2 separate regions of the Mus musculus genome follow, and region 1 is linked to region 2. Evidence: chromatin loops called from intact Hi-C (ENCODE). Cell type or tissue: heart. All regions are shown on one strand. Each heading gives the region's core, and the rest is flanking DNA. Links, peaks and the distances in the headings are about the cores only.

The links. A loop is a pair of places that touch in the nucleus more often than their neighbours do. Peaks named below come from ENCODE experiments on the same cell type or tissue, not always from the same donor. Only the 100,000 strongest peaks of a DNase experiment are listed, where the experiment ranks them.
Region 1: a loop joins it to region 2, with 3 times the contacts of the local background. A loop is called at or near these places in 4 of 42 quality-filtered maps.

The regions. Positions count from the first base shown.
Region 1 is chr1:36,909,157-36,925,381 of GRCm38, reverse strand. The region is part of intron 1 of Tmem131 (transmembrane protein 131); the gene reads left to right. Among named protein-coding and RNA genes, the nearest start is that of Tmem131, 22 kb to the left of the region's middle. In heart, for the core only: a CTCF peak has its summit at 10,667; DNase peaks (open chromatin) are centred at 5,091 and 10,661; H3K4me3 peaks cover 430 bases; H3K27ac peaks cover 2,815 bases.
Region 2 is chr1:36,857,664-36,873,888 of GRCm38, reverse strand. It overlaps Tmem131 (transmembrane protein 131), which reads left to right. Exons shown (of 41, transcript NM_018872.2): 4 at 1,309-1,377. Among named protein-coding and RNA genes, the nearest start is that of Tmem131, 74 kb to the left of the region's middle. In heart, for the core only: no CTCF peak of the experiment used is centred there; DNase peaks (open chromatin) are centred at 8,938 and 11,928; H3K27ac peaks cover 760 bases.

The DNA of each region.
Region 1 (16,225 bases), core at 4,498-12,497, 51 kb before region 2:
TGACCTTCTCAGTGCTAGGCTTATTTCTGATGCATTTTTATTGTTTGATTTGCTTTTTTTTGGCTATACTTTGCTGTCTGTATTTTATTTGTATTTTATGGGTTTGTTTGTTGGTTGGTTTTAAGGTGAAAACTGATTTTCAGCCTTTAGGTATTTATTGAAGATTTTCTTGGATCTGTAGGTTAACAGTTTTTTTTATTAACTTTAACACAAATTTTATTTCTTAGGATTGCTTCCTGTCTTGCCCCTCCCTACTCCATTTTAGAAGCTCTGAATAGCCTTGTAGTAGACAGGATGAAGTTGACCTCCAGCTGACCTTTCGGGTTGGGCTCTGTGCTGAGCATCACAGGGCTGTGCTGGCTTACCTGCTCGCTGGCCTTACTTTCCTAGGGTCTGATACTGTTACATCCAATACACTGTTCATCTATAGAAATACTGTTTTGTTGTGGTTTTTCTGTATTTGATTTCTCTTGTATCTACTTCTTTTTCCAGGCTAGGGCTCAGCCCAGGCCCTTGGCATGATAGGAAACACTTACGCAGAGCTACAATCCCAGCCTCGGTTTTCTACTTTAAAAATTGGTTTTTGGACAGAAGGCTGAGTCCAGGGTCTTGCATGTACTATTTCAACTTTCCACTTTGAGATGGTGTTTCAGTGAGTTCCCAACTGACCTTGCACTTACAGTGTTGCACACCTCGGTCAGTTCTCAGTGAGCTGTGGCTCACTGCTCTTGTATGTTTTCCTGTGTGCTGGGTAGCCTTGGGCTGAGTGCTGAGAGTGGGGGAGGCCTACATTGGTAGGTACTGTTATGGCATCTTTTATTCTCCTATAGTGACTGTCATCTCCAAGGCTCACTGCCTCCATCTGCTGACCTAGGCCTAGTCCTGGAAGCTTCTCGTCTCCATACAATCTTATCCAGGCCTAGAATGTCAGCCTCTGAAACTTATTGCTGAATAAGCTCACCCTTTCTAGTTCTTTCTGAGCTCTGGCTGGTTGGTTCAACTCAGCCGTTCTGGCCCAAACTCCTCTCCAAGCTGACTGATTGAATCTGACTTTTCTCTGCCACTCCTGAATGGCTCTGCTTGACCTCAAACTAACTTTGGCAATCTGTTCTACTGGCTCCTTCTCATTTTCTGGCTCATTCTGTCTTCACCTGTGTCTAGCTTGTTCTTTCTCTTCAACCTGTCTCTGTACCACTGTCCCAGTAAAAACTCTTCTCTGTCTCTGCACTGTTCTCTTTAGTAGCTTCCCTTTCTTCTCTCTTATCATGACAGTTGGGCATATCTTCTTCTGTCAAATCTTTCTCTGATTTGTCACTTTGCCATTCAGTTAGACATCACTTTCAAACATGGCTGCTTCCTTCTCCAAACTAACTTTACCTTCATTGTCTTGGATTAAAGATGTGTGCTAAGTAAGGCTGAGCTGCACCACAATTGGAAAGAGGTTTTTGTTTGTGTGTTTGTTTTAGTAAATAACACAATCTTGGGGTTCACAGTGCAATCAGATATCTTGCAACAAGATGCTGGTATCTTTATTCCTTGTAACTGTTTTGAGCTACGGTGGAAGATGCAGGAAAGTGACTTGGAAATGTCACTCCATTGAGGTCTTGCTTGTTCTTGTTCTTCTGTGCTTGCTTGTTTCTGGTGATGTTGGCCTTGGATAAGCAGGCTCTGGCCCTTTGAGCTGCTTCCCCGGTTCCTTGAGGTCTGCAGCTGGGCGCCTCAGGTTTGGATTGTTCTCTAGCAACAAGGCATGACTTCTTGGTCTACCCTCCAGTTTTCTGTGAGTCATAGGGCTTAGTTATTGTTCTTTAGTTTCATGGGTTGGAATAGATGGTCTTCCTGACTCATGTGAACGCCAGACAAGGTGGCACGAGTCTTCTTTATCAGTTACTTCCCCAGCCTTAGGTACCTCAGGTACATATGTGATCAGCATTTTGCTGAGAGCCCAGTGGAGAACCCCACCCTCTACCCCTTTAGAGAACATTTGTTACTTTTTCACATTTATTTTTATTATTTCTAAGGGGTGTGTGTGTGTGTGTGTGTGTGTGTGTACACATGGGTGCCCTCAGAAGCCAGAGGTGTCAATTCCCTTGGAGCTGGAGTTAGAGATTGTTATGAGTCACCATGTGGGTGTCAGGAATCATCAAACTGTGGTCTTCTGCAAGAGCAGCCAGTGCTCTTAACCACTGAACCACCTCTTTCCCCATTCCTGAGGCTCCCTGCCACAGCTCCCTGCCCTGGTTTTTTTCTCAGGAGTCCTCACTGCCTGCTGTCTGCAGTCTCAGCTTCTTCTCAGCTTAGACTTGGAGAATTCACTGAGTTCTAGTAGTTTCTCCTGCCACATTGTGGCCAGCAACACAAGGTGAGCGAACTCCACCTCATGCTGTTTCTTGCTTCCAGTTTTCAAGGTCTTGAGCCCACCCAGACAGGTCAGATGCATCTTAAAAGCATCTGAGTAGAATCTTGGTTTCTACTGCACCAGTGGTTGCCGCTCCTCACATGATCTACCACATTCACAGGGTATTGAGATAATGGCGGAACCTGCCAGGGAAGCCTGTAGACATTATCATGTTCTCTACAGATGGACAGCTTGGAGCACCTATGTCCTCTGCCTCAGACATTTTCCTCTATAGAATAAAGAAGTATGATTTTTATAGAGAATTTTCTTACTCTGCATACATGAAACCGTATTAGAAACAGCAAGGCTGTAAACCTGCTTTTCAGTATGATGATTTTGTATAGATTTTCCTCTGTAAATATAAGTTAGGGTTCTTTATGTAGCTTTCACTGTCCTGGAACTCACTGTGTAGACCAGGCTGGCCTCCAACTCAGAGATAACACCTGTTGCTGCTGCTGCCTCCCAAGTGCTGGGATCAAAGGCGTGTACCACCACCCCTGGCTGGACGTATTTATTTAACCAGGTGTAACTCTCATTTTTATGTTGAGATTTTTCTCAGGGTTTTGTGTTTGTTAATTTCTACAAATTTTTCAAGCTTATGAAAAAAGACTACCACAAATACAGTTTCAGGAACTATGTCAGCTGACTTTTTCCTCTTAGAAATCATATAAAGGTTGCTTCCGCTTATCACACTGACTTATTTGTTGCTTTTGCTTGTTTATCAAACAGAGCAAGTGCTTATGTGCCTGGGCCGTTTCCTCGCAGGCCTTCAGCAGTGTGCCACAGGCCAGCGGTTATAGACTCTGTAGCAGGTGTTGGGATTGTAGGTCACACAGGCTCCTCTTCGAAGGCTCTGTACACTCTCTATGGACAAGATGATTTATGTGCATTTCTAAACAGTTAGGTTCTCACAGCTGCTTCCACCGATGGCATTGTCACGTGTCATTTCACATAGTTGCTGCTGCAGCGATCTCTGGGCTCAGTGTTTGACCTCTGTCTTCAAATGTTTATATCGCAGCTGATAAAACTCTTAAGGCAGACCTCACAGTGCATGGGGAGTCAGTGATGTCAGTCAGTCATTCTCTGTCCTCTTGTCTTTCCCCCATCAGCTGCATTACAAACTTGCCGCATCAGAGAGGGCTTGAGAGGGCTTTGATGCGGGTCAGTGAGCTGGAGGGTGGCGGTGGCGGTGGTGCTGGGGCTGGGGCTGGTTTGGAAGTGCGCAGGTGTTGGTGGCACCTGCTGCTGCTTTACTTTCTTGTGCTTTGCTACTGCACGTCCAGGGTGAAAATGAGCCACAGGCCCAGAAGGGCAGACTTTTGGAAGCTGGTCAAAATGCTTGATGATGCTTTGTCTTTGTGGCAGAACTCAGTCTGAGTTGTCATCCTCTCTGCTGGCCCTAGCCCTGGGACCCAGTCAGCAAGCACGTGTCCTTTTATTTCACCCGGCTGGTTTCTGCCTAAATTCATTGTCTGCTGAATAGGTCAGAGGTTCTCAGATGAATGCTCTTATATATTAGTTTGTCATTTACTAACCATGTAGTTCCCTGCATGGAAATTCCAAATGTGGGCTTTCCTTGACTGAAATGGACGTGCCTATGCTTCTTGTATTCTCAGGCACTTTGTCTAGGTTGAGGAATGTTAGTGTCCGGTAACTTTTTACGTAGAGACATTCTGCCCTTTGTTCTGTCTTCACTATACTCTTAACTTTGGCTTGCATCTCTACTTACATCTTTTTACCCTTTTTTACTCAGTCAAGCTGCATAATGTTATTGCATAATTCATCGGTACCTTTATTCTTATTGAACAGTCACAGGCAGAGTGGAGCTAAGGATGGACCCCAGTGAATCGGTAGGCATTGCTTTAAGGTGGTATTTTATTTGAATAGTGTATGCCAACTTTTCATTCCATTCCCTTGCATAGTGTTCCAGTAGGAAAGCAAGTTTCCTAGTGTATCCCCTGGAGGACGAGTCTCTTGCTTTCTACTTTTAGCTTACAGCAGCACTTTTCCTGGCAACATTTCAGTTCTGGCCATAGCTGCACTAGGATAGTCATTCCCAGTCCACAGGAGGAGAGGTGGACCACACCAGCCGCCCGGGATCTTGGATTGCAGAGGTGACTGGCCTGGAGGCAGATGCCCCGACCCCTGCAGAGCTCCACCCCAGACAGGGTGTTTCCAAAGGTGCTGAGCAGAATTTAGAGCAGTGACTAATTTGCATTATATGATAACATCTGGTAGGTAGCTCTGGAATCAAAGAAGGGAAAATATGAGCCAGCTACATTGGGGAGTGTGAACTTGGAGCATTCTCTTCCTGCTTCTGGTCCTGAAGTATCTTGAAGATACACACATTAGGTTGTTTTCCTGTGAGCAGACTGTCTATAGAGAAGGATGGAACAGTCTTCACCAGGTGGGTGTGGAGATAGATTCTGACTCACTGCAGGACTGCACTCAGACTCAATGGCAGCCTATCAAGAGGCGTGCCAGCCCAGAGATAAGCATTGGAGATAGCAGAGAAGGCTTGAAAGGCTCAGTAATGAGGATCTGTAAAGGAAATGGTTTTGAAAACATAAGATAGGCATTTAAGTGTCTGCCTTAAGAGAAGGGGGAGGTAACCGGCTAGCAGAAGCCAGGAAACAGGACCCAAACAAAGGCAGCCTGGCCTAGTGCCTGGGAGGACCTGGTGCTAGAACAGCAGTGTTTGTTTATCCAGGCACACACTGCTGCTCCTCTCAAGGGGCTGGCTCGAAGTCCAAGTTCTGGGTGACCTCAGTGCCTGTAGCATTGGAGATAAAAGCTTAACCTAGATATACCCAGTAGTTACAAATTGTTCCTTAGTGAGTGAATTTATCAGCTAACTAACATAAATGTTGCCATATCCTCTTTATTGTAATGGGAGTTCCTTAGAAAACTGGTTTGAGTGGAGAGCTGTAGATGGCCTGTAGTCCTTGATAACAGTAGCCAGGACGCTTGCTCTGGCCAGTATCTGTCTGCAGCATATGGGACAGGTGGAGGCTGTTGAGAGTTCCCCTTGCCTCCTGCACTTCCTGTAAGCCAGCACTGCTTGACTGGTTGTGAAGATTTCTGTTTGTATCTAGGCAGCTCCTCTGAGGGTGGGACTTAACTCTCAGAGGCCCCATTGCAGTGAGATAGAGGGCCTGCTAGTTTATCTGTGGTACACATGGCCCATGGCAAGGGCTCAGTAATTCTGCTTAACCACAAGTGGGACTGGCTCATGTCCCACTCATGTTCACCTCAGAACTTTTCGCTGCTATCTTAAAGTCTTAATATACTAAATATACTTAATATTAAAATGCCACCTGAATTTTCAATTGACTTTTTTACATTTACTTTGTGTGTATATGGCACATGTGTGAAGGTCAGAGGACAACTTGTGGGACTTGGTTCTTTCCACTGTGTGAGCTCTGGGACTAGAACTCAGTAGTTAGGCTTAGCAGTGAGTGCCTTTACCAGATATTTCATCCCACTGGACCTTTTAAATATATTCTATTTGATTATATACAGATTCTGTGAGCCCCTATCTAGTAGTTACATCTCATTTTTTGTCTTGATTTTTTTTTTCTTTTTTTTCTTTTTAAAGACATGGCCTCAGGTAGCTCAGCATGGCCTGTGTAGTCAGAGATGACTCTGAACTGCTGCCCTCTTTGCCTCTATCTCCTAAGTGCTGGGATTACAGATGTGTAACACCATACCCTGTTTATTTGGTGCTGGGACGGAATGGAGGGCCTCATGCATACTAATTAGACAACACTGTACCAGCTGAATTGTTTCCACCCCTTTTACATCTCTCTATTCAGGCTCCAGCCAGGTTAGACTGGACCCTGGTAAGTTTATTCATGAAGTTTTATTCAGTAGTACCATTTCCTAAGCTAGACCTGGAAACAGTCTTTTATCTGATGGCTGAACAGATTCTAGGCAGACACTTGCTTACTGGTGGTTGCTGTGATGGGCCTGGAATTGGGGGCAGGAGTGCACTGGGGACGTTGGGGAAGGCACACCTCAGGACACACTCAGTGTGAGTCAGTCTGTGTGTCTCCTATAATGATTATTTTCTTATAAGTTCAGCTTTTAAAAAAGCTTTTGGGATCCCCAAATACACAAATGCCATCTAAAGCTGTCATTGTTCAGGATGAGTGACCCATTTGGGAGCTTAGGCAGTAAGACACTGTATCTTTGTTACAAGGCATCTTTGTCTGCAGACTCTTGAATTTCTTTTTTTGCCTTCTGCCTCCTACCTAAAAAGGACAAAACCAGAACAAACAAGAAAAGATAGCCACAGGAAACAGTGGTGGAAGGCATTGCTGCAGGAGGTGGGAGAGAGTGTGTTAGGATTAGAGACAGCAGCATTGAGACTCCAGGACTGACTGACTTCGACCAATCAAGGATCCTGAGTCTGGCTTCCCTTAGACTAAATGGGAACAACTTTAGTTTAAAGATTCTCTCCGCTACCCACCTTTACCTTCTTCTCTCTCCACTGGCAACTCTCTCGAAAAGGTTCTCAATGCAGTATTTTATTTAGCAGGTATTATTTTTTACTATAATCTAAGTACTTATTTAAATACCTTTCCATTTAATCTTACTATTTTTTAAAAATAGGTGTTTGTGCGCATGTGCACACATATGTGTGTGCGTGCCTGCATGCGTGTGTCAGGGTCCACAGAGGCCAGAAGAGAGCATTGGTTCCAAGGAACAGGACTTAGAGGCAGTTGTGAGCTGCCCCATGTGAGTGCTGGGAACCACACTTGGCTCCTCTGGAAGAGCAGCAAGCACTCTTAACTGCAGAGCTGTTTCGATGCCTTTATTTTTATGTTTCCTCTTTTTGACCTGGTCTGGAACTGAAATAAATGGAACCTTTTCAGAGAGCTGACTTCATGGCCACATATGAATAGGTTTAGCTCTCACGCTGTGTAATGATCCACATCATCCTTACCCCAGTGCTTTTAATATGCTGCTGTTCTTAGGTAGAATGTAAGGAAGACATATAGTCATTAGCTTCTAATATGTATATAACCTATATATTGATCAGCTTCTAATGGGGAGAATAGTCATGGTGAAGGACTTAGGGTGGAATCAAGCTAACTCAGTTTTGCTGAGTCAAAGTGATCTGGGACTCACCATCTTCCTGCCTCAGTTTCCCTAATACTGGGATTGCAGGTGTATCCCACCATTTCCAACTATAAGTATGCCTTGTTTTGTTTTAAGTAGTGGGCAGATCTGTGAACAGTCTGTGGAAAGCTTGGTCAGAGCAAGCATGTTTTCCTGATAAATGATTCCCTTACTCTTGTGTAGGAGACAGGCTCTTATCTCTTGTAGAGACTAAGCATACTTGGGAGGCGGGCTTGCCTCTGACCTTGGGCAAGTGTTGTAGCCCTCTTGTCACACCTACCTGATCTGCTTGGGTGGGTACCATGGAGTACTCACCTTCTGAGGTGTTCTAAATGATGGTGAATAGGCTTGGCAGGCAGCAGGAAGTACTAGATCTGGATTAGCTGTTACATATTCATAGTATGTTTCAGTGGGAGGTGCTTATGCAATACCAGGCAAGTCACATTGCTGTTATTTTCAGCTGGACGAGACCAGTTTCTTGGTCTGAAGATATCCCATGTATTCAGTTGAGCAAACATTCATTGAGGATCAGTGTGCTAGACATTGGGTTGGTCATCAGCACCCCAGCAATGAAGGGATCCCCAACTTCTAGGAACTTGCATTTTCTTTGTGGTGTTCTTTGTCTTCCCAAAGTGCTTTCAAGATCAGGACACAATTTGAAAAGCAGGAGAAATTCCAAAAATCGGGGGAGCCATCCACCCAGTCACCCAGTCACCTACCTACCTACCTTCCTATATTCCATATGTATTGGTGTTTTGCCTGCATGTAGTCTGTAAAGGTGTCATCCCCTGGAACTGAAATAACAGAAAGTTGTGAGCCGCCACATGGTTGCTGGGAGTTGAACCTGGGTCCTCTGGAAGAACAGCCAGTTTTCAACGGCTCAGCCATTGCTCTCTCCAGATTCCTTCCCCCCCCACTCCCCAAAGAAGACATTTAGGATAGATTAAAGTACATTGTCCCTCCTCAGATGTTGCTGTTACCACTCCAGGAAGATTCTGTCTGAGTTGGATGTGGGATTCCATATTGGCTTATTCTTGCTGAATATGCTGCGGTGAAAGCAGCCAACTTGCTTCGTAAGGTTAACATGTTTTATGGATGTGTTGTCTGCTTCATGACGGTGAAAAATATATTTGTCCGTATCAGATAGTGATAGCAAAGAAATAAACTTGGTAACTTTACATTTAAACTTTTTAATTTTTTGGAGTAGGGTGTAGTAGTGTTGCCTATGTTCCCAGCGTTTCAGAGACTAAAACAAGATTGTACATTCCTTTGCACATTAGACTACCCAGTAGGATTTATTCTCTTCTTGCAGTGGTAGCCGCCGACCGAACTGTTACGTCTCCTCTTCAGGGGTTTGGATGACAGGTATGGATCTATAGGAGCAGTCTTTTTTTTTTTTTTTTTTTTAATTAAGAAAAATTTGTATCTGTATGCATGCATATGGGCTCGTGCCCATCTGAGTGTAGGTAATCTAGGAAGCCAGATGACGTGTTCAAATCCTCTGGAACGGGAGTTGAGGCTGACATGGGTGTTGGCAACAGAACTCGGGTCTTCTGCAAGAGCAGTACACACGCAGCTGCCGCTCTTAACGCCACGCCATCTCTGTGGCCCCTGCTGTTCTTGGTCAGAATCTTCCTTTTCACTGGGTTTTCTTCTCAGAGCCTGCTCTTCTCCTAAGTTGTTTTTGCGTGGCCCTTCTTTCTGTACTCATTAAAGTTTTAAGATCTGGCTAAAAGAACCACAGGGCGGAGGTCCTGGGCAACTGCCATCGACTCCTAACTCATCTCAACTCAGAATCACACTTAGATCATGTATTCATAGCAGGCAGAGGACAGAAAATATGGCAGCTTTTTAGGTTAGCCTAGGCGAAGACTAGTTTATACACTGGAGAATTTCTTTCATACTGTTTAGAAGCAGTTTTAAATAATCTACGCTGTTTGGGAGGTTAGTGGAGTTGTGCCAGTCTTTCTGGTTTGTTGTTGTTGTTGTTGTTTTAATTAATTTATTTTTTAAGACAGGCTCTCACTGTCTTGACTGTCTTGGACTCACTATGTAGACCAGGCCTGCCTGGGCCTCCTGGGTGCTGGGATTAAGGTGTGTGTTATACAACGCCTGCCAGTTGTGCCAGTCTTGACCCAGCATTCCCATTGTCCACTACATGCTCAGCAGAGGGTTCCATGGCCATCCCTGACAGGAGTACTTGGTAGGTTGTAGCTCTCTCCTGTGTCCCAGCTCCCTCATGTATGTAGATGAGGACCCAGGTCTGGCCAAGAGCCAGTGTTTTCCCTAGTTTTCTTTGATAGGAGCTAATAGCAAAAGGTAAACTTACTATCAGTTAACCACCCCAAACCCAAAACTGAAAATTCAGAATGCTCCTAATTTTGAGGGCTTATATGCTGCCACAAGTGGAAAACTTTATACCCGATTTCATCTGAGAGGTCACAGGCAAACCTAGGTACATAGCTGGGGTGCGGCTCAGAGATGGAGCACGTGGCTCCCTCACTCATGTTAGAGCTTGTGCTCAGCGCTGTAAACCACAGGCACCGAATGCATGCCCACTCAGAATACTCTCTGAAATTTCCTTCAGGCCATGTGTATTCCTATATGTAAAATGTAATTTTTTTGTTTGTTTGTTTAGACTTGGGTCTCATCCCTAAAAGCATTCCAGAATCTGAAAAAAAAAAAATCTGAAATCTAAAACAGTCTTTCTGTTTGTAATTGTTTGCAGTATGTGACACTCAGTTTGTACTTGGTAGTTTATTCCTGACTTAGGAATTTCTACCCTTCTTCCCAGGGAATTAAGCTAGTGTATACTCTTTACCCAGCAGCACAGAGAGCACATAGTAGGTGCTGCTAGACATTTGTGTTCGTGTTAATTTCTTCTGGTTTGCTGTGAAGGTGGAGATAAGGAAAAGACTCTACAGTGGAATTGACTTAGAAGGACATGTGTCTGCTGTATATTAAAAAGCTTAGTGGATAAAAGTGGACCTATTCTTAGCTACATGGGATTCTTGTTTTCCTCAGTAACATTTATTCGACTATTTTAAGGAAATCATGGAAAATATTGACTTCCTTCCTAATGGTGTCCCCTGAGGCTTCCTGCACTGCCACTGAGCTTGCTCCACACGAGTGGTATGTGACTCTGGACCTAGCTTCAGAAATGGGAAATGACTTGAGCAACAATTGCAAGGAAGTAGAGGTCAGAGGTCAGCATTGAGAAAACTCAGCGGAAGAGTAGAATGTTGTAGCCGTTTCCCACATTCCTTAGCAGTGTTTTGGGCATTGAAGCTCTTTTAATTGAGAAAGGAAACGAGGTCTTTGATTGGCAGCTGGGTGATGGGGCTGTGCGGTGGAGGTGCAGGGAGGCTTCTGTCTACAGAGAAACTTCCAGGAATGAACACTGGATTTGCAAGTTTCTTAGAAGTAGATTGGACTATCAGAATGTTCCTATACGCAGGCTACTTTGAGCTTGTGGGGAGAGAAATGGATTTTGGGGAAACATTCTAATTTAAAAAAATGTTTTATTCTTTCAGATGTTACTTCAATCCTATGCAAATATTTTGAACTTTAAGAGTAATGTACCACATGTACTTGCATAGGTCTAGAACTTGTAAGAATGTGGTATAGCATTAGCATTACCTGGTATTCATTCATTCATTTATTTTTATGTATAGTCCCAGCTGGCCTTGGAATTTGTGATCCTCCTGCCTCAACCTCACAGGTTCTGGTGTTAGAGGCATGTACTACCAACCACTCCTAATTCGTTTTTCTGATTCCAAACTAATGTTCTAGTAAGTATAGTTTCATTGTGTTTCCTTTCCTTTCTTCCTTCCTCTTTTCTTTGTGTGTGTATGTGTGCGTGTGTGCGTGCGTGCTTGAGTGCGCATGTGTGTGTGTATTGGAGTCTGAACTCAGTCTCCATACATTTTACTCATGCTCTCCCACCATGCTTCCCTCCAACCCTTCAGTAATATAAAGCTGACTAGGTACTGGGATCTTAGGGTAGAAAAGCCGTTGAAATACATACAGCACATAAGAGATCGTGAACAGACCAAAAGTAAGGGGCAGCTGTGTTTGTCTTCAGAGTGTGAAGGCTGTGGCAGGGGTGTTAAGAGCTGCCCTCTGTGCTGGGCGGTAGTCGTATATGCCTTTAATCCCAGCACTCGGGAGGCAGAGGCAGGCAGATTTATGAGTTGGAGGCCAGTCTGGTCTACAGAGTGAGTTCCAGGACAGCCAGGGCTACACAGAGAAACCCTGTCTCAAAAAAAAAAAAAAAAAACAAAAACAAAACAAAAAAAGAGCTGCCTTCTGAGGGACCTTAGCACATCATTTTATGCATGAGACCTTCTTCTAGGGGAAAAATAGTATGTTGACTGAGTTTTATGGATTGCATCCCACCAAACTCCCTCCGCTTATTTGCTTCATAGGAATACTTATTGTGCAGTAAGCTTCACCAGTTTTAAGTATTCTCAGATTAATTTTAAAAACGTGCAGCTGTGGAAACAGGAACGTTCATTGTCTTGAAAGTCCGTGGCTTCTTCTTCACAGTTAGTATCTCCCTCAGTGGGCCAGGCAGCTACTTGTCGTCTTTCTGTCACGGACTCATTGTCTTGTCTAGACTTTCAGATAAATAGATCATTTTGTATGGAGTCCGAGAGGTTTGACTTGATTCACATAGCTTAAGCTTTCGAAGCCCTTGTGCTGCGTGTGTGTGGTAAGCGTTTATTGCCGAGTGGAGAGATCCCTCTGTATGATGTAATGGTGTGTTCCTTACCTACTGGTGAACTTAACTTTGCTTTTCTCCCTATTCTGGAGCCGTGATGTTTAAATTTTTTATGAATGTCCAAGAAGCCTTTTTTAAAGGTATTGTTTCTTTCTTGAAAGCACCTAGAATAGGTTGATGTGTCTGATTAGGTGGTGATGTTTAATTTTAATAAACTGTCAAGCTGTCCTCAGCCATGTGAGAGTTCTACCTCCTTGTGTAGGATATCTTTGTTCACATTCGACATTAGTCATTTTGTAAGTGGGTAGTGCTGTGTTTTGTTACTGTTACTAGAATTTGTGAAGTGGCTAGTGGTAGGCAAGGGCCATCTTCTGTTCTCTTTGGCCATTTGTAGAACTCCTTTTGTTTTCAGTCAGATCTTCTCAATTTTTATCGAGCTGTCTTATTAATTTTTGAAAGTTCTTTGTGTCATAGATGCAAATGTTTCATTAGATATATAGTTTATACTTTTTCTACTATATAGTCGGTGTTCTCATTTTTGTCTTTATTTCTAAAAAATGGAGATGGGGCTAGAGAGATGGCTCAGTGGTTAAAAGCACTGTCTGCTCTTCCAGAGGACCTGGGTTCACCAAATCTTAGTACCCACATGGAGAGCTACATCTCTTTATAACTCCAGTTTCAGAGAGTCTAATGCCCTCATCTGGCCTCTGCAGGCACCACACATTCACATGGTGCACAGACATAACCTGTGAGCAAGACATGCATACACATAAAAAATTAATAAACAATCAATTGTTGGTTGTTGGGTTTTGAGATAAAGTATCACTTTGGGTCTCACATTCTCAATCTTGTCCTTGTGACTACAGGCACACACCACACACCTAGCTATAAACAATGGCTTCTGAGAATAAATGTTTTCAATTTTAATGAAGTACAAATTAAATTTTTTTTCATTTTTGATTCTGTACTTTTTGTGTCCTATAAGATTTTTTCCCCTGAACCAAAGTGACAAAAATTTACAAAGGTTTGTGTGTTTGTGTAGAATACACAGGCTAGGAGTAGACTGTTGTTACTGAGGTCTGAAATGCACTCTGAGCTAATCCAGTGTTCAGTGGACATCAACAGTCATTATTTGCATATGCCTATTCATCTGTTTCAGCACAATTAATGGAGACTATCTCTCACCAAATTGCTGTGGCACTCTTTTTGAAAATATGTCAATCATATGTGCACATGGCAGTGCTTTAGATTGTCAGTGCTATTCTTTTTCGGGTGGAGGTCAAACTTATTCATGTGGGCAGGTATTCTCCCACAGACCACATCCTCAGCTCTCTGTCACACTTGTCCTTTGTTTGTTGCAGCTCATCTTTTGTTTATTGAAACAGGAATATGTCATATGGCCTTGAACTCTTGTTTCTTCTGCCTCAGCTTCCCGAGAGCTGGCGAGGATTGCAGGTGGAAACCACCCTACCTGGCTGCTTTTCTAATTTCTCTGAATGTCCCTGAATTTTAAACCTATGAAATTAAAGCTTATAACTGACTCACATCAGTGAGATCACAAAGTAGCCTGTCCCTTCCCTATCATCTGAGCTAGCTGGTGCTTCTGTTTATAGCTAGGAGCAAACACCAACAATGGTACTCCAAGCTTGTACAGCAACAGCAGACTAGAGGGGAGTGATGCATTGTGCCTGCTACTAGACAGGACAATACAGTGATGCTTGTATGCTCACAAAGCAAAAGCTAGAGACTATGAAACTTACAGGAACAGTAAAACCTGCTGTTCAGAGAGACAGGAAGTACTTGGATTTAGCCCAACTTTTGGTTTGGGGTCTTAGATTAGTCTTAGACACTAAGAACCTGCCCAAACCCAGTAGTGTCTTTTTTTCTCTTTGTAAAATCTCTCACATATGACTATCTGGTTTTATGTTAAGATTCTGTTGAATGGTTCTTCTAACTTAAAATTTATCAGAGATAAGCTGTTAAAGACTGGCAATGAGTAAAACTATTGAGCCATGTGTTTAAAAAGTATGTTTAAGGGCTGGCGAGATGGCTCAGTTGTTAAGAGTGCCGACTGCTCTTCCGAAGGTCCTGAGTTCAAATCCCAGCAACCACATGGTGGCTCACAGCCATCCTTAATGAAATCTGATGCCCTCTTCTAAATACATACATACATACACAAATACACAAATACATAAATACATAAATAAATAAAACAATTTTTAAAGTATGTTTATAGCATTAAAAGTTTGGTTTAAACTATGTACTAAAGAAATATATTCTTTAAATCTCTTTTTCTAATTATAGTACACTCTCAATTTAATATTAAACCTACAGAATAAACCTAAATGAGGCCCATGTTTTTCTAACTACTTGGAGTCATTAATTTCACTTAAAACCGATTTTACTTTATAAATGTCTGCTTGTGCTTACTGCAAGCCTTTGCTGTCAGTAGCATTCTGTTCTGGGGCTTTCTTTTTAACTTTAAAGAGTACAGTTCTTACGACGCTTAGACGTGATTGGTGGATGCTGAAGGAAAGGAGTACTTATTGGGTGTATGGTCTCATTGGTCCCCGTCTGGAAGATTTGAGTCATGAGCATGTTTGGGTACATTAAAATGAAGCTTTACCTCCTTGGCTCTTTATTAAAACTTCATTTTTAGGTTTTTGGGTTAGTTTGTTGTTTTGATGTTTTGTTTTTCACAACAGGGTTTTCTCTGTACAACCTTAGCTGTCTTGGAACTTGCTCTGTAGACCAGGTAGCTCTCAAATCAGAACTCAAAGATCTGCCTGCCTCTCTGCCTCTCTGCCTCTCTGCCTCTCTGCCTCTCTGCCTCTCTGCCTCTCTGCCTCTCTGCCTCTCTGCCTCTCTGCCTCTCTGCCTCTCTGCCTCTCTGCCTCTGCCTCGAGTGTTGGGATAAAAGGCGTGTGCCACCAACGCCCTGGCACATTTTTATGTTTTGATTGTTGAGCAGTTTTCTTCCTCACTGGTAAGAAACTTACCTGACTCTTGGCAGGCAGAGGAGTGCATGTGCTGTACACACTCGGCTGTAGCGTCTGCATGCCTGGCGCCCGCACACTATGCCCCACTCCCCTCTAACCTCAACTTGTAGTCCATCTGGGAGGTGCCATGACCTCAAACAGAAAATTCCTCCTAAGTAGTGACAGTGACTGCTTTTGCATTCTCTTTCCCCCCGAAGGGAAATGGCCTCCAAATAGGCCTACTCTAGTAGGTGCAGTAGTGGGAAAATGAAGGGCCATGATGCTGTTAGCTACTGGACAGATGGTTGGAGCTGTAGAAATGCAGAAGAGAGAGGAGAGGTGAAATTCAGTATTGCTATTCTCAGGTTTGACTAATGTTTTAATGGAAGTGTGATACACATTTAAAACACATTTTAGGTACATGGCTTTTGAATTATATGTGAAAATATCAGTGAACACTCCTAAGTAAAATTTTATTTTTAAGATTTATTTGTTCTTATTTTATGTGCATGGGTATTTTTATGTATGGATGTTTTGCTTGCATGTATGCTTGTATTACACATGCATTCAGAGCCTGCAAGGACCAGAAAGAACTGGCATTATAGTTGCGTATAGTTGTGAGGGTTCTGGGAACTGAACCTGGGTCCTTTGGGAAAACAGTCAGTGCTCCTGACCACTGAGCCACCTCCAGCTTCCCAAGTAAAAATTAATAGACTATCCAGCTTTGCCATAATTTTTCATTGGAAAATACATTAGTAAAGTAACCACCTTTATCAGTAGTTATTGTCTTGGAAAGTACATGGATATGTGTGTTTTCTTTTGTGTCCTTGTGCTGAAAGTTTGAATATTCCACAAGTAAATACTTTCTAACTTAGTGACTGAGGGTGGATGCCATCACATGGCATACTTCTGGTTTTCTGAAGGGGCGAGTACTTCCAAATAGTAAGCCAATTGGATATGTGGACATTGTGTATTGGGAGAAAATGCCTCCTGTAGTTGATG
Region 2 (16,225 bases), core at 4,061-12,060:
ACTGCATTTCTTACTTCATGGTATCTAAACATAAGACTTTAGATATGTAAGCACCACCTGCTCCCAAAAGATCCTTGATAATCTTACCTTACATGTTGGGTCAGGATATCTGAGGCTTGCCATGCCAAATCCTATTTTGTTAACAAGTTCTAGTAGCAAGTCAAGTAGACATGGTACTTGAACACTTAGAATAGAACATTAGTGTAATGAAGTCCAATTGTTTGAAAGTTCCAGGCCCAGATTCCTTATGACTGGGTCTTTGCCACTCAGCTGGAATGTGGTTGTAATTCTTCTTGTATCAACTTTGTGTAATTGTATTAACAATTTATCATATTGTGTCAAAAAAATCTAAGAAAAACATGTTAAACTATATTGTTACCAGTGATATCAATCAAGTAAATATTATTAGTCTATTGAGAAAGTTCTGCTTTACATACCTTTCTGTAAAAAAAAAAAATTATTTTTTTCTTTTCTTTCCTCCTTGTTTGTTTGTTTTTCCTCGTTTTGTTTTATTTGAGATAGGATTTTACTCCGTAACGGAGGCTGGATTTAAAGTCATAAGCCTCCTACCTCTCTATCCCAAGTGCTGACATTGTAGGTTCTTAGAGTTATAGGTGTCACTACATTAGCTTATTTACTAAAATTCACTCACTTTCTTCTAACTTAATGAAGAGCACTAGGTTCTGTAATGTGTGTGTGTGTGTTTGTGTATGCAGGTTGCTCTTGTTTCTTGAGAGGCCAGAGGACAACCTTAGCTGTTGTTCCCAGGTACTATCCATCTTGTTTTAAGACAGTCTCTGTCATTGGTCGGAAAGTTACCAAAGAGTCTGGACCAAGCTACCTAGAGAACCTTAAGGACCTGCCGGCCGTGCTGCTGGCCTTGCTGCCTCTAAGCTTGCAACCATACTCAGAGGATTTTGGTTTTTGGTTTTTGGTTTTTGGTTTTTGGTTTTGTTTTGTTTTGTTTTGTTTTGTTTTGTTTTCGAGACAGGGTTTCTCTGTGTAGCCCTGGCTGCCCTGGAACTCACTTTGTAGACCAGGCTGGCCTCAAACTCATAAATCTGCCTGCCTCTGCCTCTGCCTCCCAAGTGCTGGGATTAAAGGCGTGCACCACCACGACCGGCTTGGGTTTTGTTTTTAACGTGGTTTTTACATTCAGCTGCTATCCTCACACTTTACCCACTGAGCTGTCACTTTGTCCCAGATTCCTGTTCTCTTAAAATGCTTTCTTGTGACAGAAGTCAAGCATCCAACCATGATTTACAGAATTAAAGAGCTGCTTTTCACACTTTTTCTTTTTCTTTCCAGCATTTCTCTGTACCGGGGTAATTGCAGGCCCATACGATTCGAACCGCCCATGCTGGATTTCCATGAGCAGTAAGTAACTTGGAGCTATAGGACAGTTTTACGTGGATTTCTCCTGCCCTTTGCTGTATTAGCTGTGTGAGAAAGCTACAAACCTTAACAAAGCAAATGATGTTGAAGCCTTTGAAACTAGAATCTGCTAAGAATCTGACATAACATAAACTTCGAAAGTCTGAACATTGCCCACACGCTACACCCTGGTTCAGAGGATCCCACCCAGCGTGAGAAGTGGTCTTCACCTGGAAGCCTCATCTGATTAGCACTTTGTCTCTGGCATTTAAAGTCACCTTATTGATAATTTGCATGATATAATGCTCTTAAAGTGCATGTGTCAGCATGTCACCAGTAATATGGTCACTGACCTCGTGAAAGGTCACAGCTAATGCCACAGATATATCTGAGCCAGTCGCCTTCTGCTTAGGGACTCTGGATTCACATATCTCAGGGACTCAAGGAAAGACAAGTGTTTGCCCTGTTGGGCTCAGTTGCAGTGGGTGATGGGGGCATCTTGTATCGTCACCTGGTATAGAAGAATTTTCAAAGGCTCAAGAGCAAGCTGTAAATTAGTGTCTGTACCAGGAGAGCATGTGGCCTAGGGTCTGGTTCTGTGCATGTGTGCATTTGTTAGTGTGCTTTTCTCAGGTGTGGGTGGACTGCAAGTTTATCTTGATTTCTCAGCAGTAAGTTAAGCAGTTGTCTATACTATAAGCCTGTTCTAAATGGAGGTTAGATGTTATACATATTCTTGTGGGTTTAATTATTCTTCTGCCCCTGGGAATATAGGCCCGTCCTTCCTTGCCTCCTTTCCTCCCTCCCTCCTTCCTGTACTACTACAGTAAGTTTCTAAGCAAAAGGCCAAAGTTTCTGTTTTCAATTTTGAGACTGATAGGTAAATAGGTAGTAGATATTAGACTCCTATGCTTTGCTGGGTCAAAGTTTCTAGCTGTCTTACAGGGCCATGTCCTCTGCCAGAGAATCACTGTGTTCTACCTTCTTAGACGTTTTATTTTAGTTATCAATGTTTTAGGTCTCTTCTGGCTAAGCAAACAAAGATTAGAGTGTTGGTTTGTCACCGGCAGCGTTTACTCAGCTGCTTTTGCTATGACACACACAGCAAGGTCAAGTGTCTTTTTCATAGTTTCAGATACAGAAATCGAATGTATCATTTGTTTTTTCTGAAGTGTGGCTGGGTAGTTTGCCTGAGAGTCAAAAGACACTTGGTAGCCTGTCTGTGTCTGATGATGGTCTTCTTGCAGAGGTGCTGAGTTGAGGGGCTTAGGCATGCAGAGAAAAGTGTGTGCACTTGAGAATCAGCCACTGTATAAGTAAAATTGACCTCTGTGCTATTTAGTTTTAAAGACCATAACGTTCAGATAGGGAATAAATGTTATATTGTTCTGAGACAGGTTTAAGTACTGTTAGGACGGTAAACCTCAGGAGGAGGTAGGCTCTCCCAGAGGTAGTTAAGGCTCAGGGTACCTACCTCTCCCACACAATACCTGCAGCAGTGTTAGAATGTGTCAGGAAGGCCAACACCTTGATTATGAACCCCACCTCCCACCCCCCTAGCCTTGCAGAACTAAAAGGAAGTAAGTTTATTTCTATGTATACATACATAAGTATACACACACACACACACACACACACACACACACATTTAAATCTCTGTGTGCACATCTGTGTGTGCCTATGCCATAGGCCCATGCAGACACAAAGAGAACATCGGATCCCCTGGAGCTGGAGTTAGAACTGACTGTGAGCCACCCAGTGTTGGTTCAGGATACTGAACTCAGGTCCTTTGGAAAGAGGAAATGCTCTTAATCACTCACCTATCTCTCCAGCCCATGTTCACACCCAGGGCCTTGTGTTACCACTGCATAGTGTGTGTGTGTGTGTGTGTGTGTGTGTGTGTGTGTGTGTGTGTACATCTCACAGGCCCAGAACTTCTGTTTATGGATTATGCAGTCTGTTACAGCAGCACAAAATGCACTAAGACAGATGCAGTGATAAGATGCAATAACAGAGTTCTTAATTAACAGAGTTCTTAATTCAGTTACAGAATATATCACAATCTTCTTTTAAATGAAAAATATTTAGTGAAAAGGGGCATGTATTTGGTGTTTATCAATATAGTTAATTTTTTTTTTAAATAAAGGCTTTTCTTTCTCTAGTAAAATTACCTCTGAGTGTGTTCTTACGCTAATTTGTTGAGCTCCATGCCGCACTGCAACTTTAGATAGTGTCAGTGCTGTTCTCAGGTGTGGACTCGAGAATGAAGAGGACTGCACAGCACCAAAGCTGTAGTCACCATCAGAGACTGCTCTTGAAACTCACTTTCAAAAGTCTCATCTAACATCTAGTTGTGTTTTCTCCATTGGTGTTTGTGTGTGTGTGTGTGTGTGTGTGTGTGTGTGTGTGTGTGTGTGTGTGTGTGTATGTTCATATGTGTAGCTAGAGATGGATGTCAGATGCCTGCGCTTGGTGTCTTCCTCCATTACTTCTAGACAGGAGGAATTCCACAGACTGGCTAGCCATCAGGCTCCTGGGATCTGTCTGTCTCCTGGGATCACAGAGGTGTGCCATCACACCTGGCCTTTTACATAGGTACCGAGATCCTCATGCCTTCTCCCCAGCCTTTGGTTTCTTTATTGAGGGGATTTGTAAATTTCATTTCAAGGTTTAAACAAAAAAACCTTCAGTTATAGAAAAATACCGGAACTGAAACTAAAAGTTCATGTCCTAATTACTTGTTTCTCAAGTCTGAGTATTGTCCTACCTCCAAAATAGTAGAAATTGGGATGAAGTTAAGCAAGGTTCTGAAAAGGATGATTTTAGTGTGTTTGGGAGATGTTAGCTTCTTTGCTTTCTGAATCATGTATTTCTTTAGGAAAGAATGGCCCCTCTTGCTTTCTTCCCCTAAAACACACAGTTGCACAGGAGAGTATTCAGGAGGCTGAAGCAGGATCAAAAAGTTGAAGACTAAACTGAGGCCTGTCACAAAAGCCAGAGTAGTGAGGCATGTTCTGCATGCTGTGACACTTTATAGATAGATGCCTCCTCCAGAGTTCGTCTGTTCATCCCTCAGAGCTTGAAAAGGTTGCTAATCACTGTTATAAAACTGGAGTTCTGTTTATTGTGTTGAGTGGTATATAGTCACCGTAATAAATTTATAAACAAAATACTTGTGAGGACAAGAACGAGAAGAACTGCCACAGTCTGACCACGTAGAACCTCTACATTTGAACTGTCGTCTCTTATGGCCTCCTTTGCATTTAATGTTATTGAGTCACAAAAGCACAACCATGTTTTATAAACATACTACCTTTTGACTTGCTTTTCAACTTAATATATTGTGAACTTTTTCTGTTTTTATGTGGTATTAGCATCAAGTTATATGGATATATTTGTTGAATTCATTTGCTAATTTTATTTGTTTGCATATTTTGTTTTCGATCAGTGCTGAACCTGGTGTGTTACATACAATTCGACTTCCCTCAAGAGAGTTTCAATTAAAGGACATAAAGAATATTAAAGTTAACCTTTAATATCCTTTATAGCTAGAGAAGAATTTGATGCCATGAACTAGAGGCAACTGGTGTGACAGTAAAGTCATCATTGACTGGAAAGGAAGCAGATAGGCGTTCTTACTGAGGCTGGCCCAGGTCATAGAGAAGCCAAAAACTCGTGGGCTAAGAGAAGCTTCAGCTTCCTGAATGTAGGTGGGAGGACAGATGAGCTTCAGCAGGGCACAAACAAGGCAGGTAACACAGTGAGGAGAACTATTGGAAGCACAGGAAAGGGGCTAATCCTGAGGGTAGAGACCTGGGCTCCGGGCTCCAAAGACAGAGGAGCAACACAAAGGAGCCAGGTGTGCTCTGTGTCTGGTGTTTGCACCCTCCAGCTCTCTACAGAGAACCTCCTCTTGGAGCTTGCGATGGTGTGGGAAAGTGGAGGCTCTGCAAAGCAAGTAGGGCACAAGGGAGAGCAGAGCATCAGGAGTAGGATGCTGCCAGGCTGCCCAGCCCATTACCCACCAGGTGAGTGGACAGCAAGAAGACACCACAAAGGATCCCACTAGAACCACAATGTGCTGGCTCTCTCTATGCTCAGAGGTTTTGGCACTGGAACAGTGAGAAAGACAAGACTAGTGGATTTAATCCACTGAGTGTATATCATCTTATTACATTTTCTTAAATTGCCTAACACATTGCTTTTCCATTATTCAAAACACCTAGTCTAAGAACATTAAATGGAGTGTGTTTTATTTCATAAAGATGAAACTGGGGTTACAGAAGGTAGGTTTTTTTTGTGGGCCAGTGGGGAAACATGCATAGTGGAGTTCATTTAAAAATCAGAACTTGCTGGGAATCTTAAACATGTGTGCCTATATGTTTTTAGCTGTTTGTTTGGGCATATGAGAGGTTTGGCTTATGGTGTAGGAACTGGTTAGGCACATACTGAGGAAGATTTCGAATAGCTGGAACTGTGAGGCACGTGGAACATCTTTTTCAGGCAGTCGGCAGGGGGTCCTGAGCTAGAGAGTGCAATTGAAAGTCCAGTTGGCTTGAGAGCTCCCTTTGATGGAAGTCAGCTGATAGGGGATTTAATTACACCTGCAGAATCACTCCCAGAAACACCTACATTTCAATAGCTTGGGAAGGTATGTTTGCTACAGAATAGCTGCTGGCTCTCTTCCTATCTTCAATCCGCAGGAGAGACTTTCAGAAGTGTCTGTACTCTTAAGCTCTCATGAATGAGAAATGCACTAAAAAGGAATCCTGAGGACTGTAACTTAGACCAGCCTGAGTGTTAGTATCCAGCCACTGTAGGGATATAGACATCAAAATTCCTAACTTTAGTGCTCTTGTCTCAAAAAAGGATGCTCTTTTGCTTAAAATACTTTGTTTGGCAGTGTAGAGCCAGGTTCTCAGGAGACAAAAGTAGCTTCATGACAAGAAAGAGTTATGTTTTCACGATAGAAAGTTATTCCTAAATGAACAAAACCATCCAGGATCTAAAAATGGAACTAGAAACAACAAAGAAACCACAAAGGGAGACAACCCTGGAGTTAGAAAACCTAGGAAAGAGATCAGGAGTCATGGATGCAAGCATCACCAACAGAATACAAGAGATAGAAGAGAGAATCTCAGGTGTGGAAGATACCATAGAAAACATTGACACAACAGTGAAAGAAAATGCAAAAAGCAAAAAGTTCCTAATACAAAACATCCAGGAAATCCAGGACACAATGAGAAGACCACACCTAAGGATAATAGGTATAGACGAGAGTGAAGATTCCCAATTTTCCAACTTCAAGGGCCAGTAAATATCTTCAACAAAATTATAGAGGAAAACTTCCCTAACCTAAAGAAAGAGATGCTCATGAACATACAGGAAACCTACAGAACTCCAAATAGACTGGACCAGAAAAGAAATTCCTCCAGTCACAGAATAATCAAGACACCAACTGCACTAAACAAAGAAAGAATTTTAAAAGCAGTAAGGGAAAAAGGCCAAGTAACATATAAGGCAGACCTATCAGAATTACACCAGACTTCTCACCAGAGACTATGAAAGCCAGAAGATCCTGGGCAGATGTCATACAGACCCTAAGAGAACACAAATGTCAGCCCAGGCTACTATACCCAGCAAAACTCTCAAACACCATAGACGGAGAAAACAAGATATTCTATGAAAAAAACAAATTACACAATATCTTTCCACAAATCCAGCCCTAATAATAGATGGAGAACACCAACACAAGGAGTGAAACTACACCCTAGAAGAAGCAAGAAAGTAATCTTTCAACAAACCCACACAAACATAATTCCACCTCTAACAAGAAAATTAATAGGAAGTAACGACCACTTTTCTGTAATATTGCTTAATATGAAAATTAATATTACAAACATATCCTAATTGATTGAAATTCAAAAATATGAGTGATTAAAAATTTGTTGGCTGTCATGCATTGGTCTTTCTAACTTGATAACTGGAAAAATCCAATATTGCACAATCCATATACACTTTCTGCTTGTTTGTACATGACAGTGTCTTGCTGTGTACCACATAATGGTCTTGAAGTCACGCTCTCCTGTCTCAGCCTCTCTATTAGTAGAATTGTTTATTTGATGTTTTTACAATATACTGTGGTTTTCAGAACAGCTTATATATTTCAAAATTATTTATACAGCCAAAAGAAGTGTAGACAATTAATTTGGGTGGTGGCTTGTAAGAGAACAGCAAAAAGTGAGACTGAAGGCTTTGCTTGATATTTATAATTACTGTATCAATTTTGAAGAAGAGGACTTTATAAATTACTCTTATTCTGAGATGAATGCTTTTCAAAATCATCACAGCCAATGAACCAGAATCTTACCCTCACCTGAAGTCTGTGCCACCCTCCAAGCAGAGCCATTGTTCATTGAAACAGTTGATGAATGACTTCATGGATAGACCATCTCAATACACACACCATTTCTTAAATGAATGTAACCTGTTCCCTGCAAGCTGTGAAGGACAACAGTCACTCAAGTCAAATAGCTTCGACCATAGCAGGAAATCTGTATCCAAAAATCATACCTACAATTCATTCCTTGGCGCAGCAGAACTGTCAACTCTTAGCTTAGCTACAATGGAGGTAGAATCCTTTCGTGATGTGAGGGACATTGAAGTACATTGTAATAAAATGAACTCCAATGTCTAAAAATTGTTCTCATTTTTGTTTTGTACCACATTAAGAGCCAAGATTTTAAGCTCTACTAAAACCAAACAAAAAAAAGGCCTTATCATTTTATGTTCATTTAATAACATGTCCATCATTTTTAAGATTGGTATAAAATATATTGTGTTGAATATGATTAAAAAGATAAAGAGAGAAAAGAAAAAAATATATTTTTATTATATATTTTAATAAAAAGATTATTAAAATAAAAGAGAGAGGAAAAAGTTATTCCTAAGTGGCTTCAGGAAGTAGACAGTTACTATACTTGTTCATGTCCTCTTTGAGTTAGGGTTTTTCCTCCACTCATAGAAACATAGACATTGTTAGTTAATCAGAATTTTTCCCGCATTGATCTATTTTCTTTCTGCCTCCAAACACTCCTGCATTTCTTAAGTGGGTACTAAGTAGGAAGCATGAGGTCAGAGCACCACTGTAGAAGAGCTGCTGTAGGCTACCTGCCTGTTGCCTGAGGACACCTGCCTACCTCTAGCAACCCCGCCCATGTTTGTTTGTTTTTGTTAATAAGTGTTAAGCTTTCTTTTCAGTTGTTCAACCTGTGGGCAAAGTGAGCATGTCCCTGGCACAGGAGCAAATTCTGTTTAAGTTGGATATAACATTTCCATTCTCATTTAGGGTCAGTTTACAGAGAGATATGACCCAGACTAGCTAGGGGTATGAGGACACATGTAAGGGAATTCTGGAGGAGGATTTTTTCCCTCTATGCTGCTCAGTGTATAGAAGTCCCCTCTTCCAGGCTAAGTATGGGATTGGTGACACAGTGTTGTGGCAGCCATCCTGTTACTTGCCAGCGAGCAGTACTTGGCAGGATAGAGGCAGCATGTTGTGTCTCCCAGCAGGAAAATGCAAGGGCGTGTTCCCTGGGCAGCAGGCTGCCATGCTGAGCTCACAAACCCCGGTGGGTGACTGCACTGGCTGGGGCCTTAGTTAGGACACCAGTTTTGTGTCCTTGGTACTTTGTGGAGCACATGGTCCCCTTCCTCTGCCCCTTCTTTTGTCTGCAGGTAGCCTTGTGAGCACACATCTACATATTCGTCCTATCTGAAGCCTGCTGGGGCACCTTTCCCTGATCTTTCATAGCTCTGGCACAAGCCTGTGATTCCCAGTCTATGGCCCCATTCCTCGCCACTGAGGCATCTGAGTACTTCCTGTCCCTTGGAGCACTCATGTCTCTTCTGTCAGTCAGGAGAAAGGTTTTATCAAGTTTATGTACTCTCTCCTACATTCTTCATTGCTCTGCTACCTCCTCTTGGCTCAGGCCCGTGTTAGTTGAAAACTAAGACTGTCTCTACATGTATGGCATTTACTGACTTATCATCCATGCTGTCAACAAATTATAATGTTAAAATTTGATCATGAGGCCAGGGAGATGGCTCAGTGGGTAAAAGCATATACTGCCATGCCTGATACCTAAGTTCAATTTCTGCTATCCACATGGTGGGAGGAGAGAACTGACTCCCAAAGTTGTCCTCTGATCTCTACCCTCATACTTACAGACAGCATGCCCTCCTGTACGTACACACACATACACACACACACACACACACACACAAGGGGAGTAATAAATAAAATTTTTATAAACTTGATCACATTATTATCTTCCCATAAAAAGTCCTTTAATGGTTCCTGTTGTCTTATGATAAATGCGAATAGTCTTCATTTCTTATTCCACATATATAGAAAACTACAGACTGTTTCCTGAAGTCAGTGTGATCTTTCTAACTCTGGGCATGTTCTACATACTTTGAAAATAATCTCCCTCTTTTGTTTCTGAGAGAGAGAGAGAGAATAAATATGAGAATGAATACATGGGCACATGAGTGCAGTGCCCGTGGAATTTAGAGACAAGATCTGTGGAACTGGAGTTGCAGGCACTTGTGAACCATCTGGCATGGTTGCTAGAAACCAAACTCTAGTCCTCTGGAAGCAGTAAATGAGCCATTGAGCCATCTCTCCAGGCACACTAAAGCAGTGTTTCTTACACATAGAAAGAAAACAAATTATGATCGTACATTGAACAGGGGTAGCAGCTATCTATTTTTTTAATGCGTGTATTTGTGTGTGTGTGTGTGTGTGTGTGTGTGTGTATGTTTAGGCAGGTCAAAGAACAACTTGTGGGGATTTGATTCTTTCCTTCCACCATGTAAGTTTAAAGAGTTCTCCCACCCTATATTTCTTAAACAAAGGATTCTGTCACTGAACCTGAAGCACATCCATTCAGCTAGACGGTTGGCCAGATAACCTCAGGACCCTTTATGTTTCTACCTCCTTAACTGTATATGCCCAGGTTTTATGTAGATGTTGGGGTTCACGTTCAGGTCCTCATTCTTGAACAGCAGATGCCAGCCATCTTCCCAGGTCCTTGTAGTTTTATAAGCCGTCTGAAAGCAACAGGCACTATGATTCAGTCATATTTTTAGTTATCATTTCCATATATTTAGAGAATAAGAAAATTGGCAGTTAGTGTAGATGGCCTATAGTACTTCTGCTTCAATCAGTGTTGTAATTGTTTGATTGTAAATGAGAGAACACTGACTGAAACTCCTTAAGGCAAAAAAATAAGACTGATTCAGCCACCATAACAGACAGGTAGGCCCACATTACCTAAGGCTGCCAGGACTCCTGTGTCCTCACCTTGCTCACTCTCAGTACCAATGCTATTTCCCTACAGCCCTGCTGACTGTTTCCACTCTACCTTCTGTAGCCTTCTTTCTCTCTAATCTAAAACATCTTAGCAGAGAGCAATGGTCACCCCAGGTGGATTCATTGTCCAATTCCTGAAGCAGCTGTGTTAAGAAGACGTATATATCAGTGGATGTAATGCTATTCCTAGTTTGTCAGAGTTTCATCAAGAGAGAAATCATAGCCGGGCATGGTGGCGCACGCCTTTAATCCCGGCACTCAGGAGGCAGAGGCAGGTGAATTTCTGAGTTCCAGGCCAGTCTGATCTACAAAGTGAGTTCCAGGACAGTCAGGGCTATACAGAGAAACCCTGTCTTGGAAAAGAGAGAGAGAGAGAGAGAGAGAGAGAGAGAGAGAGAGAGAGAGAGAGAGAGAGAGAGAGAGAGAGAGAAATATATCATACAGTGGGCAGCGGATCCTATTGAAGACCATCTTAGTCCCTTGGCTTCTCATATGCCTGATGACCAGTCAGTAGAGGTCAGCCCTGTGCTCAAAACAACCTTCACAGCTTGCCATGCACAGGTAGACATGGCCTTCCCACTGTTTCCATGGTATCTTCCCAGCTACACAGAAGTGGGATGGATCACCACCTAAAACTGAGTTTAAATATCCAGACTGATGCTGCCACACACAGACATACCCCAGAGGGTATACATTGTCCATCATATAGGTAGTTGATCCATTTAGGATGGGGTTCCTATCCTGACTTCCTTTGATAATGTGGAAGCATAAGCTGAATAAACTCCTTCCTCCCCAAGTTGCTTTTATGGTGTTTCATCACAGCAATAGAAACCTAAACTAAGATATGTACTCCTAAGTAACATAGCCTCCCTTTTTCTTTATTTTGGGTGTTTTTAAATTGACTTTCTGGAATTGGATTTGAAGCTGGAACTTTGCAAACATTCAGCTTACTCTCCACCTTGGACCAGCCTGGAATCCCTTAAATGTGCTTAGAACATTTCCATTCTATTCCCAGCTGTCCTCTAATGACTGGCTGGCCAGGGCTGTGCCTGCCTCTGCTCCCAGAGTTATAGAGAGGCTGGGCCTGCATAGCCAAAGCCCAGAATGGGATCCAGGGCCAGAGTACAATGTCTAGTGACTTCATATGACCTCGCATCACTGTAAAGCTTAAAAAGGAAATGTCATTCTGGCCAGCACAAGTTACAACATCTGTCTACACTAACACAACACAATGAAGTTCTCTGAGAAACCACAGCAGGCCTTCAGCAAGGCTGAGAGCGCAAACAAAGGAAACCAGCTCAGCTTTTACTGGGTTCCCAGTGAGGCTGGTAGAGGCAGAAGTGGTGGCAGCAGTTTGGAATCTTGGTTGTCATAGCCACGAGGAAGCAGAGGGCCTTTCTGTCCCCTGCTCAGATGTACTGGGAAGGGAATGTTGTGGGATGGAGTGTCAGCATGGCTTGAGAATGCTAGCAGTGTGGGCTGTCCTGAGGCACACCTTGCTGCTCTCTAGGAAACCTGGTACTGACTGTCCTCACCTCTGTGGTCACCTCTATTAATAATGGGCTAACACTCATTTCAGAGCACAGATGTAAAATTAGCATTCTGAAGAAATGGGCTGTTTTTTAAAAAAGACTTTTGTGTGTGTCTTTGCCTGTATATATATTTATACCACATGTATGACTGGTACTTGAAGAAGTCAGAAGAAGGCATTGGATCCCCGGAGCCACAGCCAACTATGAGCTACTATGAACCCAAGTCCCCTGCAAAAGCAACAAGTATTCTTAACCAGGCCCCCCAAATAGGTTTTTCTTGGCTTTCTTTTTAAATTAACTTTGTCTTTAATGTTTAATTTCTACTTCACCCTCTCTCCCTGGTATCTTCCCAGCTACACAGAGGTGGGATGGATCACCCTGCCCAGTTTCCAAATGACACTCTGCCATGATTTGGGTACTCACAACCTCCCTTTCTTCCCTCTCCCAAATTATTTATGCCAGTGTCCCTAAGTGTTTTCTGTTTCCATAGCAACATCTTTCTCTCAGGCATTTATTGCAAGCAGTAAACGATGTTTGGGGTAAAAACTGGTTCACTGCATTCTTTGGTTCATATAATTATTAGGTGCAGAAAAATTGGCTTCAGATCTTCAGTTTAAAATCAGTGCATGAAAGCTTTTTCACCCTAATTGCTTTCTGGTTCCAAGAAAATCAAGGAGGCTTCCTTTTTCTAAGAGTTGTTTGGTTGCCTTGTAGCTTCCCACTTCTAATTCTTACTTCCATGCATAGTTTTATAGCATGTGTTTGTGAGAACTGTAGGATGTTGTGGTGATGGAGTTTTACAAAGTGCTGGTGTTGATTTGGCCCGGCTTCCTGCCTGAGGCTGCACAGCAGAATGCTGTATTTCATTCAGCAGGTTTGTCTAGGGGCATTTGGGAAACTATGCCTGCAGCTGTTTCCTGCGGTTGCAGGAAACAGTGATAGAGGAAGTTTAATCCCACAGGATTGCAGCTTACTTTCCCAGCTACTCCCGGTCCTAAGGTTTCCTCCCAGTTCTTTGGAACCTTCCACTCCTGTAGAATCTGGACAGTGTGATCCTTCAGCACAGAGAGCAAAGATGTCCGACTGCTCTGGCTGTGTTCATCTATAAATACCTCCCACTGTTGTCTCTGACTCCTCTGTTTGGAGCAGCCAATAATGGAAACAAACAGGACTAGCACTGGCAAGGGACTGGATATTTGTTTATTTTTAAATTCAACTTGTCTAGCCAGGCAGATCACACATGCTGCTTGTGGTAGTCAGAACTGTAAGATGATTGGGAGAATTTCAGGTTTCTAATACACACACACACACACACACACACACACACACATATATATATACACACATACCTCTTTACAACCAAGCATTAATCCAGATGTGACTGTAACCAAGGCTCTATCTAAATCCTATGGTCTTTAAAATGGAGAGCTATCTGTGTGGCCCAGACCTAGTCCCAAAGCCTTCAAAGGCTGACTTTAGAATGAGGAGCAAAAGTGTTGGACATTTGCAGTAGGAGAGGAACTTGATTTTGGAAGTAGAGGAGCTGCATGGAATCATGCAAACAAAGTAAATGCATTTAGCTCTGCACGAGAACCCAACATGCTCAGCATTTGCAGAAACCTTGTGGAACTTTCTTAGAAACTCGTGCAGTAATGAGTGGAGGTTGCCTTTAACTACTGAGCTTGTGGTAGTAACACAGCCTAGAGCATGAGAGGTGATGCAGAGAGCTTTGCACTGAGAGAGTAGAGGGTAGGCTGGACAAGGAAGGCTCTTCCTACAAACGGAAGCCTCTCGCCATCTTCTCTATCCTCATCACTCCAAATTCCCATAACCCTTCTCTCAGCAAGGCCTTATCTCTTCTACTCGGCATGGCCCAGAACATTTCCTCCTTGATGCCTCAAGACAAATAAGCCAACCTCCCATCGCTGGCCACTCCCATGGACGTCCATACTTGTCTGCTTGAGCCCTGTTGTGTAGCAGGCCATCCACAGCCCTGTTTGAAGGAGACTTTAAAGTACCTGTCTATCTTCACCCTGTCTTTCTCTTAGATGAGATTGCTTGTATTAAAGTTAGACACCAACAAAAGCATGGGGAGCTGACAAAAGCCACTTAGCCTGCAGTCCTTCTGAACTGTCCAGGGACAAAGGTGTTTTTAAGAGAAAGTACATATTGTGCTATGTATCTTTCAAGATACAAGGAATGTGTTTATTTCTCTTTACTGTTCTACTTACAAAGCCGAGGAAATAAGCAGAAAATCTAAATAGAGTAAAAAATCAAAACCCAAGAATTTGAGTACATGTATGAGAAGCCAAGCAAAATGAGTCAGTCCAACAAAGTCAGGCTGTGGCACAGAGGGCAGAAGGCAGGTCCTTACATGCTCTGCTTGCTGCATTGCCCTCATTCCAAATCAAACACACACGACACAACAGGCATCCTTCTGAATATAGGCTCAGAAGTACCCCACAATGTGCCGACAGACAGACCTCATCTGTATGTAAGGGAATCATACACTGTGAGCAAGTAGTAGTATTCTAGGACAATGAAGGGGATACATAAGATCATACATAGATGTAGTAAAGATGCACAGTGTGCTTCCATAGCAAGCATTCTGAACAAACCAAGAACAGAAAGGAATGTTCCAACCTAATGAAGATGATCTGTGAAACCCCAAGGTTGATGTCATGCTGAGAGGGAAACTGTCCCTGCATCAGGAGCAGCTGGGAGTCTTGTCAGCTCTCTTCAGCATCTCATTCTTCTGATTTGGCAATAAGGTAGGGGAAAAAAATCAGTTGGCACCCAGATGGACAAAGAAGCAAGCATCTCTACTTGCAAATGTTCCCCATTCCATGGACTAGATACTGACTCTAAATATAATATTTTAAATTAAGGCTACTAGAAGTAGTAAGTTGAATGCAAGACCAACATACAAAAATAAACCATGGTTTTGTTCAGTGGCAGCAAATAATCTTTTTAAAAAGAGAGAAACAGTCTCAGCCAGGTGGTGACATACACCTGTCACCCAGCACTGGCGTAGGGGAGCATGAGCTCAGAGGCGGTCTGGACTAAATAAAGACCCTGCGTCAAAGCTGGGATGGGGTGGGGAGAAAGAGTAGCATCAAAGAGAACAAAAATTCTTAAATATTAATTTTTGATAGAAGCACTAAGGCATACCAAAAAAAAAAAACCCTAAAAATTGTGACCAAGAGAAATGAAATAACCAAGTAAATAGGAAAAGAAATCTCACAGCTCTTAGTGTGTTAGATGGCAGGAATTAAGATAGCAGATTGAATACATTCTTCATCAGAATTTCACCTGTCTCTCTGTGTAGAAATTGATAACCTTAAAATTCACAGCCATATAAAGGACCCCAAACAGTCTGATCCAAAACACCCTTAAATTAACGTTGAAGGAAGCACACTTTCCAATATCAAAAACTTTATAGAAAATTTTTTAAAATTCTGTTTACTTTATGGGCTCACATATGTGGATGTCAGGGGACAACTTAAGGGTCTTGGTTCCCCCATTCTACCATGTGGGTCCTGAGGGCTGAGCTTAGCTTGTCAGGCTTGGCCCCCACTACCTTCATGTGCTGAGCCATTTTGGTAGAAAGCTCTCCATTTTCAAAGGCTTTCTACAAAGCAGTGGTGGTTCAGACATATCCCTAAGGACAGACACATAGATAAATGCAAAAGAACTCAGATTGTAGAAAGAGATTCATTGACAGTTGATTGTCACAGTGATGCCAAGACCGTTTAATAGGGGAAGAATATTCTTAGTAGTACATGGTGCTGGGGCCACTTGCTATCCATGTGAAAAAAGAGTGAATATCAGTCCCTACATTATACCATGCAAAAGAATGCAGTGTAAAGCTAGAGTTATCATGTGACTAAATATGAGCTTAATGGAGGAGCTGTGAGCATTATAGAGCTAGAGATACCATGCA